Linked DNA regions of Homo sapiens: region 1 is linked to region 2. Evidence: chromatin contacts called from ENCODE Hi-C or POLR2A ChIA-PET data. All regions are on one chromosome and are shown on one strand. The core of a region is the stretch at or near the end of the contact, and the rest is flanking DNA. Distances in the headings are between cores, read along the strand shown.

Region 1 (5,508 bases), core at 2,649-5,148, 300 kb after region 2:
TTAGGAATTTGGTATCAGTTTTCTTGAGATCGGGGTTGGTGGGGGATTGGTCCAAAGATAATAGAGCATTTGAGTCATGTCACCCCATGAGACCCTGGAAACCATCCCTCAGTTACTCAGTTACCACTCTTGCCTGCTCAGAGGTAGCCCTGCCCTCTCAGGAGTGACGGGGCTACACTTCTTGGTCTCCCTTGTTAGGAAGGAGAGCCAGGGCTCTCTCAGGGGACCCCCAGAGCTCATGCACACACACGCTTGGCAGCCTGGTCCAGCACACCCAGTTCCCCCAAGGGGCACACAGAATAATAAGATCCCCCTTATCAAAGGAAATGTTCCCCAATGCTTGACTTTGTCTGTTGCTCTTCTTCCCAGCTGCGCCTTAAAGTGCCTGCACATATTCCCTCAAGGACATGGGCACCCTCCCAGGTGCTATGAGGCATCTCCCCTCCGCATTTCTCCCTCTTTGCTTTTGAAAGGTTAGGGGAGAGGGAGGGAGAGGGAGAGAGAAGGAGAGAGAGACAGAGAGAGAGAGAGAGAGACAGAGAAAGAGAGAGAGAAAGTGAGTGCCACAGGTAACTACAGTTTCACAAAATGTTAATAATTGCTTTGTACAGAAGGTTCCATAGTGGAAACTATTAGCAAAACACTGGATTAAAAACAACTTACTTCCTGTAGGACTTTCAGAGCCTCTAACAGGCTAACATGCACTTTAAGTATCTAAGTAAAGAACCCAGTATATAGCTTTTTCTACCCTTATTTGGCCATGGTTTTATTTTTGTTTTTGTTTTCTCAGAACACCTCAAGAAACCGATGCTCCATAGAATTCATTTTAAGTAGAGAAATTCATATTATGTAGAATAAAAACTGCCATTTGTTAAACAAATTCATGAATATTTCAACACCAGGACATTCTTACTTATTTTGACCCACATAGAACTTAAAACAATTCCCAATATACATTTGTGTGTACATTCATATCACTTATATTTGTGGATCTTAGTAAATAATTAATCTCATGATTTGTGTCCAAATTGCAGCAAAGTGCCACATCAACCAACTCAATAAAAAATGAAAATATGTTAAAATATATACTATATAGATACCCAAATATAAGGCACCTGTTTTTAAAACCCAAAGTTAACTGTTAAGGATGTAATCTTATATTTCCATCTTTATGTATACTTTATATTATGGGATATACTCTCAATTACATTATTTAATCAAAAATTAAATAATTAGACTAAAAGAACACAATCAAACTAATTTAGAATACTTATAGAAGTCACCTGATAGAACTGGTCTTTTTAAAAAGTTGGAGAGACAAAGAAATTTCACCCAGATTAATTGCAAATATTATGTGTCATTTCAAAGGAACTTTTAAAAAAACATTTTAAGAAGTCGTAGAGTAAAGGTTACATTTGTGCAGATCACAACTATACATGTAGAAAATAAATGAAAAACAAAATAATTCCCCAATGTTATATAAATGGCAAACTGTGGCTTGGCATACACAGATTCAAACACTCTATCTCTGAAACAGACAGAGGTGAGGACCATGTGTTCTGATAAATTGTGTTACAGGGCTAGAAAGAAGGCCTATATGTCACAGATAGGGGTGAAGAGTTTTAATAAAATATCTAGTTTCTTAAACTATGAGAGTGAACAATGCAGTATTTCTAAATTAAAAACATTTTATATTGAAGACAATTTTGAATATTTGCAACTACATTGATAAACTCAGTATATAATTAGTCAAGTGACTAATCCATATCCCTAAAAGTTAACATAACCACTTTATTTTTTAAAAGGTATTTTTATTAAGAAGGTAAAAGATTCCTGTATATTCAGGGTCTCTCTAAGCCCCAGTAATATTATAGACACTCCACTGTATTATGAGCAACCATCAAGGCCTGCTTTGAAAGAGTTTTTTCTAATCCACAAGATTTCTAGAACTTTCAAGGAGGCTACACCTCTCTCGGTACTTGTCAGAGTCCGCTCCCCAAATGAGTAGCCTACTTTCCTTAATTTAATGAGCTCTGTGCAGGAAGAAAGCTGTTTAAAAAAAATGTACTTACACATGTAAGAAAATGGTGGATGATACAGAGCCATACATTGTTCTTTTTTCCAGTGTCCACAGCTTGTGAGTGAGATCTTGTCCCTCAGTTAATGGTTCAGTATTCAGAATATTCTTTTTCTTGAGTTTTGGATACCACTCTGTGAGCTAGGAGCCATTTATCATATAATATTCTCTTTACTCTACAGGACTCTTCCCTGTCTATCAGCCCCCTCCACCATACCCCTTCTCTTGGCTCCATGCTTGGGGAGCCGAGAGAGGCCAGTTATCAGCACGACGTAATTGCCAACTGCTGAGTCCATTAGGAAGGGCAGGCGAGAAATCTCTCATTAACTAAAGCATAAACTTTCTTCTTATCTACAGGATTCTTATCTAAGTTCAGGCTATTGTGCCACAAATAGAACCCACAGGCCAGATATAAATATTAATGTTTGTGTTAAAAGTCCTTCAAATATGGCTGGTACTATCTCTAAAGACCTACACATATGATATAATTTACTTCCTCATCAAACAAAATTCTTGGCTGTGACTTCATCAGGAATGGAAGAAAAACAAAGGGAGGCCTGGGCAGCCCCCTCTGCCTTATACCAGCTCATTTTGGGTACAGTATCTTCCAAAATGGATTTGGATTTGGAGATCCAATTATACTGAGCATTTTTTTTCCTTCTTATTACAGACATAGACAACTGAAATTCACATAAGTGATGCTGGCTGGCAGAAGAAAGTTCAGAATCCCTCATCCCTTTCTTCTCTCTGCCAGGCTCACACACCCCGTCAAAGGAGAAAGCACAATTTTGCTGACCCTTTCAGGGACAAGTTGCCCTGGAACAAGTGAGCAAGCCAACTCTTGAGAATACTCTGGAAAAGCAAACAGTGGATTATCTTGGATGTGTCAGTCCCGTAGGCAGGTTTTCCCACTTAACGCTGGCACTCTTTTCTGCTTTGGGATTGCCAGACATGACTCCACCAGCAGGCACCCCACTCCCAGTCCCAGCTGTGTCCATTCCTCGTTCCAGAAGACACATACACATCTCAACTAGACAGTTATTTTAAATAGTCTACTCATAACTATGATTTTCAAGAATGTTGCAGCTGGAAAGTGAGGGGAAAAGGGCTTACAGATTATCCAGTCCAGAGGCTACAAATTCAAATTCTTAATGGGGTCAGAGAGGTACTGGAAAGGAGTGAAGCAAGCCATATATGAGACAATATGGAAAGGTGAGGACTGTGGCAAACCACCTAAAAATGGTCCCTCTGATTAGAATCAAACATTCCCATTTCAACAAAGAAACTAAGTCCCAAAGAAGTAAAGTAATCTGTCAGGATGAAAATTCAGTTTAGCTCATTTTCCACTAAACAGGTTATGCCTAGGCAAGAAGGGGAGAGTACAACGTTCTCCAAATCTGGTCTGGGGGTACATAAACCTTTGTTTTAGACTATTAAAAATGCCATCCTCCCAGGTATGTACCCTCCCAGTTTTACTCCACCCCATGGGCTGTGGTCAAGACCACATTCATTCTCAGGAATGTTCTGTCTGGGGAGAATTGCCGGGATATGATCTGTGGTCAGTGAGAAAGCCCTTTTGATCCCAGCCACAAGAATGCAGCTGAGCTCTGAATCCCTCTCTCCATAAATCAGAGTCCTCTTAGGAATGGCTGGGTGTGGCTCCCCACACAGGTGCTTGGTCACTTCAGCAATCCTAAGGGGGCACTCCTTCACTTTGAAAGTCTTCTAGGAGCTGCTGGAATCAAAATGGTAAATCCAGAAGACTCTGTGTTCACAGACAAATTCTTCCCGACTTTCTGGGCATCTGTTTTGTTCATTCCTAGCACCCAGGTGTGAGTGCCTGTCTGCCTTGCTTCTGTTTGCTATTTTGTGTCTCACCTTCAACCCAGAATCTGACTCAGCTTGGGAACACTAGCCAAAGAGTCTTATGTGTACACTGCTTTTAATGTGTCCAAGGATGCAGAAGGAAGCAGCTATTCAAATAGTTTAAGAAGTCTGAATACTGCTGTAGCCTCAGATCCTGGGTCCAAAGAGCTGACTGAAGACTGGCTGGAAAATTTGGAATCTTCTCTCCAGGGGATGCCCATGTGCCTCTGGGAGGGGAGCTCTTCCCTTAGCCAGCAATGAACTTCCTGAACAGACCAGCCATGAGATCAGCATGATACACCTGCCAGGAGGACTTAAGGCCAGGTCCACTTATGAAGACTCAGATGTTCATGGTAGCTATGATGTTTTGCAATGGGCCAGTCATGCCCTGGGAGTCTCAAGAGTGCATCTTAATTTCTACATTCATGAAGATATAATAATAGGAACATTTACTAAATACTCAATGGGTTCTAGGTACCCTGATAAGTACTTTACAGAGACTACCTCATTTAATTCTCACATCAGCCCTATGAAGTTAGTTACCACTATTGCAATCTCTGTTATATGGTTGTAGAAATTGAGGTTTCAAAACATTAAGTTAATTTGCCCTAATTCACCAAACTAACAAATAGTGAAGCCAATGTTAAAATATACCTATTCGGATTCCAGGGAACCATTAACTGGAAAAACATATTTCTAGTAAGAAATCTCACCAGGTAGGTAATGTCTTTGTAATATGCCTGAGCAGTAGTCAGATACTGAGGCAAAGACTCTATCAGAAACTGGGGATGTGAGAGGGCCTCCAGATCACAAACAAAGAGTGGGATCAGGGATAGGTCACAAGTTCCACCATGACTCAAGCCTCAGATCTATGCATACCTCATAGGTAAGTAAGGAGATTTAGGCAGCCTCCCTGTGCTGGCTACAGAGTATATGGGTGCTGCAGGTGAAGGCCACCCCCACCTGGGACCAGCCTCAAAGGGGATCAAGCCTGGCAGTCTTGGAAAGTTGGTCTTGGGAAGGCTACAGGGCAACCTGCAATACACACTGAACACCCTTTTGCACTGGTAGAAAAATCTGTCTACTCCTTCCTGGTAGATGGGAAGACCGCCTTCCAGGGGTTTCCTCGAGGCCAGAGGAGATCTGAGCACATGTCACAGGTCACAGCAGGCAAGAACAACAGTGAGGCTGCTGCTCACCCAGCCTCATTGCTCCCTTCTCTGTCATTCTCCTTCTCAACCCTAGAAATGACTCAGAAGAGCAGCTAAGGTGACTCAGAGAGAAGCCCTTTCAAGTTCCTAAGAAAACATGCATGCAGCCAACAGTGAGGTGCATTTGCTCACGGCTGTGTTATTTTAAAGGCAAATGTGGCTCCAAAATGGAGCCACCATCCTAGCACGGGGCCAAATCACACTGTGGGCCATTTTTAGTGGAGAGAGACTGTTTACAATAAATCCAGGCAGGCTTTAAATGTTGATTTATTCTTCTTAAAAGCCGAACCACACCATGTGGATTGGCTGAATCCAATAAGGGATTCTGGGATTCATTATTTTAAGTGGGACACA
Region 2 (6,175 bases), core at 2,379-4,878:
CGGAAGGGACAGCCGGCGAGCAGGGGTGGTGAGGGCAGAGTGAATTCCGGGGAGGGGGAAGGAAGAGGTGTCTACTCACTGACAGAAAACAAGGCATATAATAACAGTCCATGATTCTTGACAGCCAATCTTGAACAAACTTGCTGGAAAGGCTCAGGGAAGCTGCAGCAGTGCGTTGCTCGGGATGGCACTACGGAATGGCTCCTAAAAGGAATATTTGAATATAATGAGACTCCACCGCAGACAGGCTCTGTTTTTCTTCCAGCCCCTCGGAGTCACGTGAGCGCCGAGGCCCCTCCCGCGGCAGGCGGCGAAAGGGCTTGCGCGCCCTCCCCTCCTCCACAGCCCCCCGCCCCTCGCGGGCCCGCCCCTCCAGGCGAGGCCAACCTCCGCGCCCGCCGCCCGAGCCTCAGCGGTCCGGGAGGAGCTCCCGGCGGCGCTCGGCAGAGCCCTCGGCCGGTGCCCCGCGGCCGCCGCGCTCCCAGGGCTACTGGCGCAGCGCACGGAGAACCCGGTTCTCGGCGCGGTGCGTCGTGCTGGGCCCCCGCGCCGGGCCACCTGAAGCCAGAGGATTTGGGGCGCACTGAAGGGACTGCGTCTCCCAGCTCGAACCCGGCTTAAGTGGGGCCGGGAGCGAGGTCGGGAAAGTCTCACCCGCCCAAAGCCTCACCACCGAGAGGCACTTAAAAAGGAAAGCGCAGAGGGACCCTGCCCACGCGCGTGTACACACACACCCCCCCACACACACACAAGCAAACACGAGCTCCCCGCCACTTCCTCCCCAGGGTCTCCTCAAGGCCAAATATTGCTCCCAATGACAGCCAGTCACCCCTTGGCGAACGCCTGCTAAGGCTCCGAAGAGCCGGGCCACCGATCTAGCTCCCGGCTGAAAGCAGCCGACCTTGTCACGCGCGGGGCCGGGAATGGGAGGGAGGGTGTTAGAGGGTGATCGCTGTGGGAAAGTGAGAGGGAGCGGCTGTTAGTCATTGCTCCGGGTCCATTACCGAGAATCCCCAAACCTAGTCCGCCGCTGCGTGGCCCCTCTCCCCATGCAAAGCAGACCCCCGAAGAAGCCATGCCAGGCTGAGGGACAGACGCCGGGGCTCGAAGCTCCGGGCAGATTCAGAAAGAGGCGTCGCTGCAGAAAGGACGCATCACAGTTTTCAGATCTTAATGTGGCCGAGGTTTTACAACTCCCGACCCGGCGCAGAAAGGAAATCCCACCATGTTCCCCGGAGTCGAGAAAACGGTGAACAGCTTTCGGCCTGCGCTCGACCTCTGCGTCTGCGTCTCTCTCGCCTCGGCTTCCCTTATTTTTTAAACCACCACCACACTCCTTCCCCCGCCACTTCCTTCCCCCACCCCCTTCCTCCGTTGCACCAGCAGCAGAGTCGCACGCAGCAAATACTCCTTCAAGAATTTTACCTACCTACAGTTCAAGCAGTTACTGGGATGTCCTGACTAATCGAAGATGCTGCCGCGCGCGTGGGTCGCTCTGCGCAAGGGCCTCTTCGAAAACCCGACTAGGCGCAACTCAGCGTTCAGCAGGGCCGGGAGCGCCAGGTCGTCCCCGGGGCCCGGGCCCCATGACTCCTGCCCCAAAGCCCACTCCACCCGACCTCCCTTTCCTGAGGCTGTTCCCAGTTGCTGCTTTGGGTCGCTCCGGAGCTCAAGAACTCGGGTTGCCTGCCGCCCCACTCTCCACGCACATACTTGGTTTTCTTCTTAGGGGCATTGGCAGGTAGACTTTGAGGAAGAAAAGTAAAGGATCGAACAGCTCAGCCCTCCCTCCCGACCGTGGATGCCCGGAGTCGACCAACACCTCAGGTCCGGGTGCGGAGGCCGCGGGCGCCCCTGCGCGACCGTCCGCGCCCGGCAAGAGCCGCGCGGCTTTCGCCTTTGCTGGTCCCGCGCCACCGCTGGGGCGGGCTGCGAAAGGGTTGGGAAGAGCAAAGGGTTTTTTTGTTTTGTTTTGAGACGCAGAAGCCCTTTAAAAAGCCCGGCGAGGAGAGGTCCAGAAGTAGAGAAAGCAGACGGAGGCAAGCTGTGCCCGCGGGGCAAAGGGACAGTAGAAGGGGCGGGCGCCCGGGTTCCCCGGAAAACCCTCGGCCCCAAGGAATCTCCTGGGGCGGGAGAGCGCGGTTCTAAAACCGAGAGGATAGGAAGGGGAAGGGGGAGTTGTGTTTCAATTTCGGATTCACCAGGATTCATCTCTAGTCACATTTTTCTTCTCAAATTTTTAAATCGAAAAGATAAAAGCCAAAAGAACTTTCATCCCCAGAGCTTTTTATTGGGGGAAAGGAATGTAACTCGGGGTGGTTGTCCTTCACTTCCCTACTCGAATCTTCTCCTAATGCCGAAATGTGTTTACAGGTAGCCTCAGTTTACCAAGTATGTATCTTTTGGGGGTTTAACCTCTCACAAAGCCTTCAACTCACAAACCGCGATCCTTGGAAACCATCCTCCAAAGCAGTGCTTGGAGGCCTCTAAGGCCCCCGGACCAACTCCCGCTGGAAGAAGCCTGCAGGGACTCGGGAATCACGGGAACCTTTCCCGTCGGTTCCGGGCCTGGAGGGCCAGGAAGAGCCGCGCGTCCGCCTTTCGTCCCGCCAGGAACTCCCCATAGGACACGACACCGCAGGAACAAGCGTCCTGGGAGCCCCTGGGATCTTGGCTGTCGTCTCTAGGGACCCTACACCGTGAAATGATAGAGGCGAGGTTCCTTGGGTTCCGCAAGTCGACGAAAATAGCTCGTGGAGAAGGCGCGTCCTGCAACTGCAGTTCGCAAGCTCTCAGGGCGCCCCGCCAGCTGGGGGCCAGATTGGGTGACACTCCCCTCGACGCAGCCTCCGGAGCGGCGCGCACTCTCCAGAGGCCAGCAGGACTGCGCTCTCTACCGCAGAACCTGCTCCAGCTAGGTGTTCTCTCCCCATCTCGCCGTCGCTCTGCCCCCTCACTCTCTCTGGACCTCAGAGCCGGTTCTCTCCTTCCTCCTCCCGCGCTTTCCGTCCGGGGATCGCAACCTCCAGCCCGTGGGCAACGCGTTCAGCCCAAGACCCCACAGTTTTTCCCAACGACCCCCCTACCAAGGGCTTCTCTTGTTTCTGCTCTCCTGCCCCGCACTTCCCAAAGGTGAGAATCTCCCAGGGACTGCTGGACAGAGAAGGCCTGGGCAGGGGCAGTAGCCGATATTTAAAGGTCTTTCAGCGCCAGCATCCCCACCTCCAGCACCACTATTGGAAAATAATTAGGCCACCTTTTGCCTCGGTCACAGCCTGTGACCAGCTTCTTCCCCCCAAGGAGGCTCCTAGACCCCCTCTGCCTGTCTCCCCTCACCAGGTAGCCTTGCTCACCATAGGTCCCTGCAGTAGCGGGCTCGCCAGCAGCAGCTCCTGGGGACCTCTGAACGGTTGCAGTGAACCTGGGCGAGGGCCGGGGACTGTGGCGCTGCAGGCTCGAGATAGCTTGGACGGGAATCCCATCGGGGAGACAAGCTAGATACTCAGCCGGAGCAGCAGCGGCGTCTCAGGCTCGCGTCCCTCAGCTCGGATGCCACACTCACCTAGCTTCCGGGCCGGGCTCCGCGCTCCTTCCCTCCCTCCCTCCTCCTCTGCCTTCTCGCATCTTCCTTCCTCCTCTTTCCCTCCCTCGCTTTCTTTCTTTCCTTCCTCCTCCTCTTCCCCGGCGGCCCCTCCCTCCTTCCCTCCTCCCTCGCTCGCCTCCCTTTCTGGGGATGGGAGCCCCGCCCACATCCTCCCCTCCAGCCGCCCGACCTCGCCTAGCAGGCCCGGGTCCCGGAAGCCCAGGCAGCGCCCGAGTCCGCAGCTGCCGTCGGAGCTGGGACGCCGCTGCCTCCAGCTCTGGGAAGCGGCTGGGGCTCACCTGGGGACCACGTGCGGAGGTACTAGAAAGCATGCACCGACTAGTCGCCGTACCTTCCAAAAATACCCATGGGAGTCTGGGCTTCCCTGAGTTTAGTGTAACTGCTGCCCAAACTGATGATTAAAACACTGAGTAATCACCATTTACCCTGAGTAATTAGAGATAATGAAACACCTCTAAAATCAGGTTATGGAGAAAGGAGCTGTTGGATCGGTTTAAAAGGTGGCCTTCCATAAACTGTTAAAAGATTTCCAAACGTTGAGAAACAGGCTGTGTGCAGAACTGTGTGCCAGAGAGAGATACCTCTTGGGCTGTTAAAAGGTGAATTTCCTTCCAAAACATTCTTAAAGTGCGTTTTGTAGAACACCTTGGTGATGACCCTGAGGTAGACCCCAGTAAATGAGCTCACTTCCCTCCTCCCCCCAAGGCCTAAAGACAGAGGTGGCCTGCAGACAGGCTGGGGCCACGTTTTTTACAGTTAGAAAAATCTGTTTCTAGCTCAGAAGCCGTCTTAAGAACCGACACAGCAGTTATTTTTGTTGGTGTTATGGTTGTTGTTGATTTTTTTGTTCATTTTTGGTGTACCTAAGAGTCCTGACACTCTGTCTTTCCAAGGAGATAACCACAGAAGCAGTAACCTTTTAGGCCACAGGGAGACAAGAAAAGATGCCCCTTGGTCTGTTTTTAAAGGAAGAGGGGAGATGAGGAATTGGCCCTTTCATATAAAAACATTTTAGTAATCATATTAGCAGGGAGGTGGAATGTGGTGGCTTTTAAACCTTCCCAAACAGGAACTAATTTCACACACTGCCTCTGATGGAGCTGTGAGGGAGCTATCAGCCTCATCTCTCTGTTTTACAAACAAGGAAAGGCAGGACTACCAGGTTAAAGGGACTTGCCCAGATCTCTGAAGTAAATCACAGCCTCTGCTCCAGAGCTAATGCTTCAGGGAGGGGTTGAGGCTCATAGCCTGAGCTCCAGGTAGCCAGAGGAGTGCTGGAAGACTGAGCATTTCCTGTCCTGGATTTCTTTCCCTGGGACAGACATGACACTTTACTGTCTCTGCAAAGCATTTAGGTCTTTACTTAAACAGATATTGGCCCTGGGTGGCTCATCTATAAAAACTTTACGTTTATACACCTTCGATATTTAAAAAACAAGAACTACTTCCTGTGTGGAACACAGATTACAAAGGGTGGGAAATATCTGAGATCAGAGAAGCAACTGTCAGAGCAAGGCCAAGACATCCTGCCATCTTTTCCATCTATTAGGCCTAGGTCTTTTGGCCTAATGCACCAAACAACAGAAACAAGCTGTATGGCTTTGGGCAAGTCTTTTCATTCCTATGAGTCTCAGTTTTCTCATCTGCAGAATGAAAGGATTGGGCCAGATCATCTGCATGCTCCCTTTATATTTGAAAATGATTTGATTATTTAATTGTAATTTTAGCCAAAGTCCGTCTTCCTTCATTTTAAGTCACTCCTGAGTTCACTTTCTCTAAGAACCACTGATTAAAACAGGGCAGGGCAATAACACCACCCCAAAAGGAGGACAAAATATACCTGTAGCTTCCAAATAGTCAAAATCACAATTAATTATTAAAAATAATAACAGAAAATTAAAACTCCATTAAATAGTTACCTAATGTTTCTCCTGCAGCATCAGGCATTGTGCTCCTTTAGCATGGTACCTGAAGTCAGGACAGATTAAATGCTCACTGAGCCCCTAAATCAATCACTGTTGTTTTAATCATTAACGAAATGTGGTTCTTAATATTTAAACTCAGAAACAACAGTGATATGCTGGACTTAAAGGCAGGACTTTATTTTACTTTAAAGCACCAATGTCATTTCGGGGTTTTTTTAATTCCAAAGGTTTTTGAATGACAGCTATTGTCTCATTTTGCTGCAGCCCAGACACTAAAGTGGCCACTGATTGGCCCATCCATGAGTCTGTGACACTCACAGTCCAGGAGTTTCCAATTAAGCTACCCGACATACCATGTTTAGACCCCTGATATGAATCTTCAGATATATGACGAGAGAACTCAGCTTTAGTTCTCTTGGGACAGCTTTATTTCTCTCCCCACATTTTAGATGGGCGCAAGCCATCTGTTATCAGCTGCTTTTACCCACTCCTCCTTTTCCCCCCTTACTCATGCCAAAGAACAAATTACTTGTTGGTTAGAGAGCTAAATCAACCACAGCCTAGTGATCAGAGTTCGTGAGAAGAATCAGTTTAGTTATTTTCTGTATCTCAAACTTACCTGTGAATTTTCATGTTTTTATAGAAC

The links. A loop is a pair of places that touch in the nucleus more often than their neighbours do. ChIA-PET counts read pairs that join two places held with the same protein, here RNA polymerase II (POLR2A). Pooled maps may share reads with other maps.
Region 1: a loop to region 2 is called in a map of PC-9, with 10 times the contacts of the local background. The contact joins the enhancer-like site here to the promoter of BMP4 in region 2. A Hi-C loop is called at or near these places in 4 of 168 maps with a recorded cell type or tissue (IMR-90, PC-3, PC-9 and 1 more) and 2 of 50 pooled maps. POLR2A ChIA-PET finds 5 or more read pairs at or near these places in 5 of 52 experiments (A549, Caco-2, PC-3 and 2 more).

What each region holds. Positions count from the first base shown.
Region 1 is chr14:54,248,558-54,254,065 of GRCh38, forward strand. No RefSeq gene overlaps it. Among named protein-coding and RNA genes, the nearest start is that of CDKN3, 150 kb to the right of the region's middle. RefSeq lists an enhancer at 3,023-4,222. Within about 2 kb of position 3,899, at least 5 of the 41 ENCODE cell types and tissues checked have a DNase peak (open chromatin) inside an H3K27ac peak, as active enhancers do; they include PC-3, PC-9 and mammary epithelial cell, where a contact is called at or near this core.
Region 2 is chr14:53,953,197-53,959,371 of GRCh38, forward strand. BMP4 (bone morphogenetic protein 4) reads right to left here and starts at 3,629. Exons shown (of 4, transcript NM_001202.6): 1 at 3,354-3,629; 2 at 80-204. LOC124903317 reads left to right here and starts at 986. Exons shown (of 2, transcript XM_047432035.1): 1 at 986-3,132. The coding sequence starts at 2,705. RefSeq lists silencers at 344-413, 464-553, 2,753-2,862, 3,512-3,591 and promoters at 560-1,060, 1,232-2,527, 1,232-1,552, 3,455-5,573, 3,455-4,797.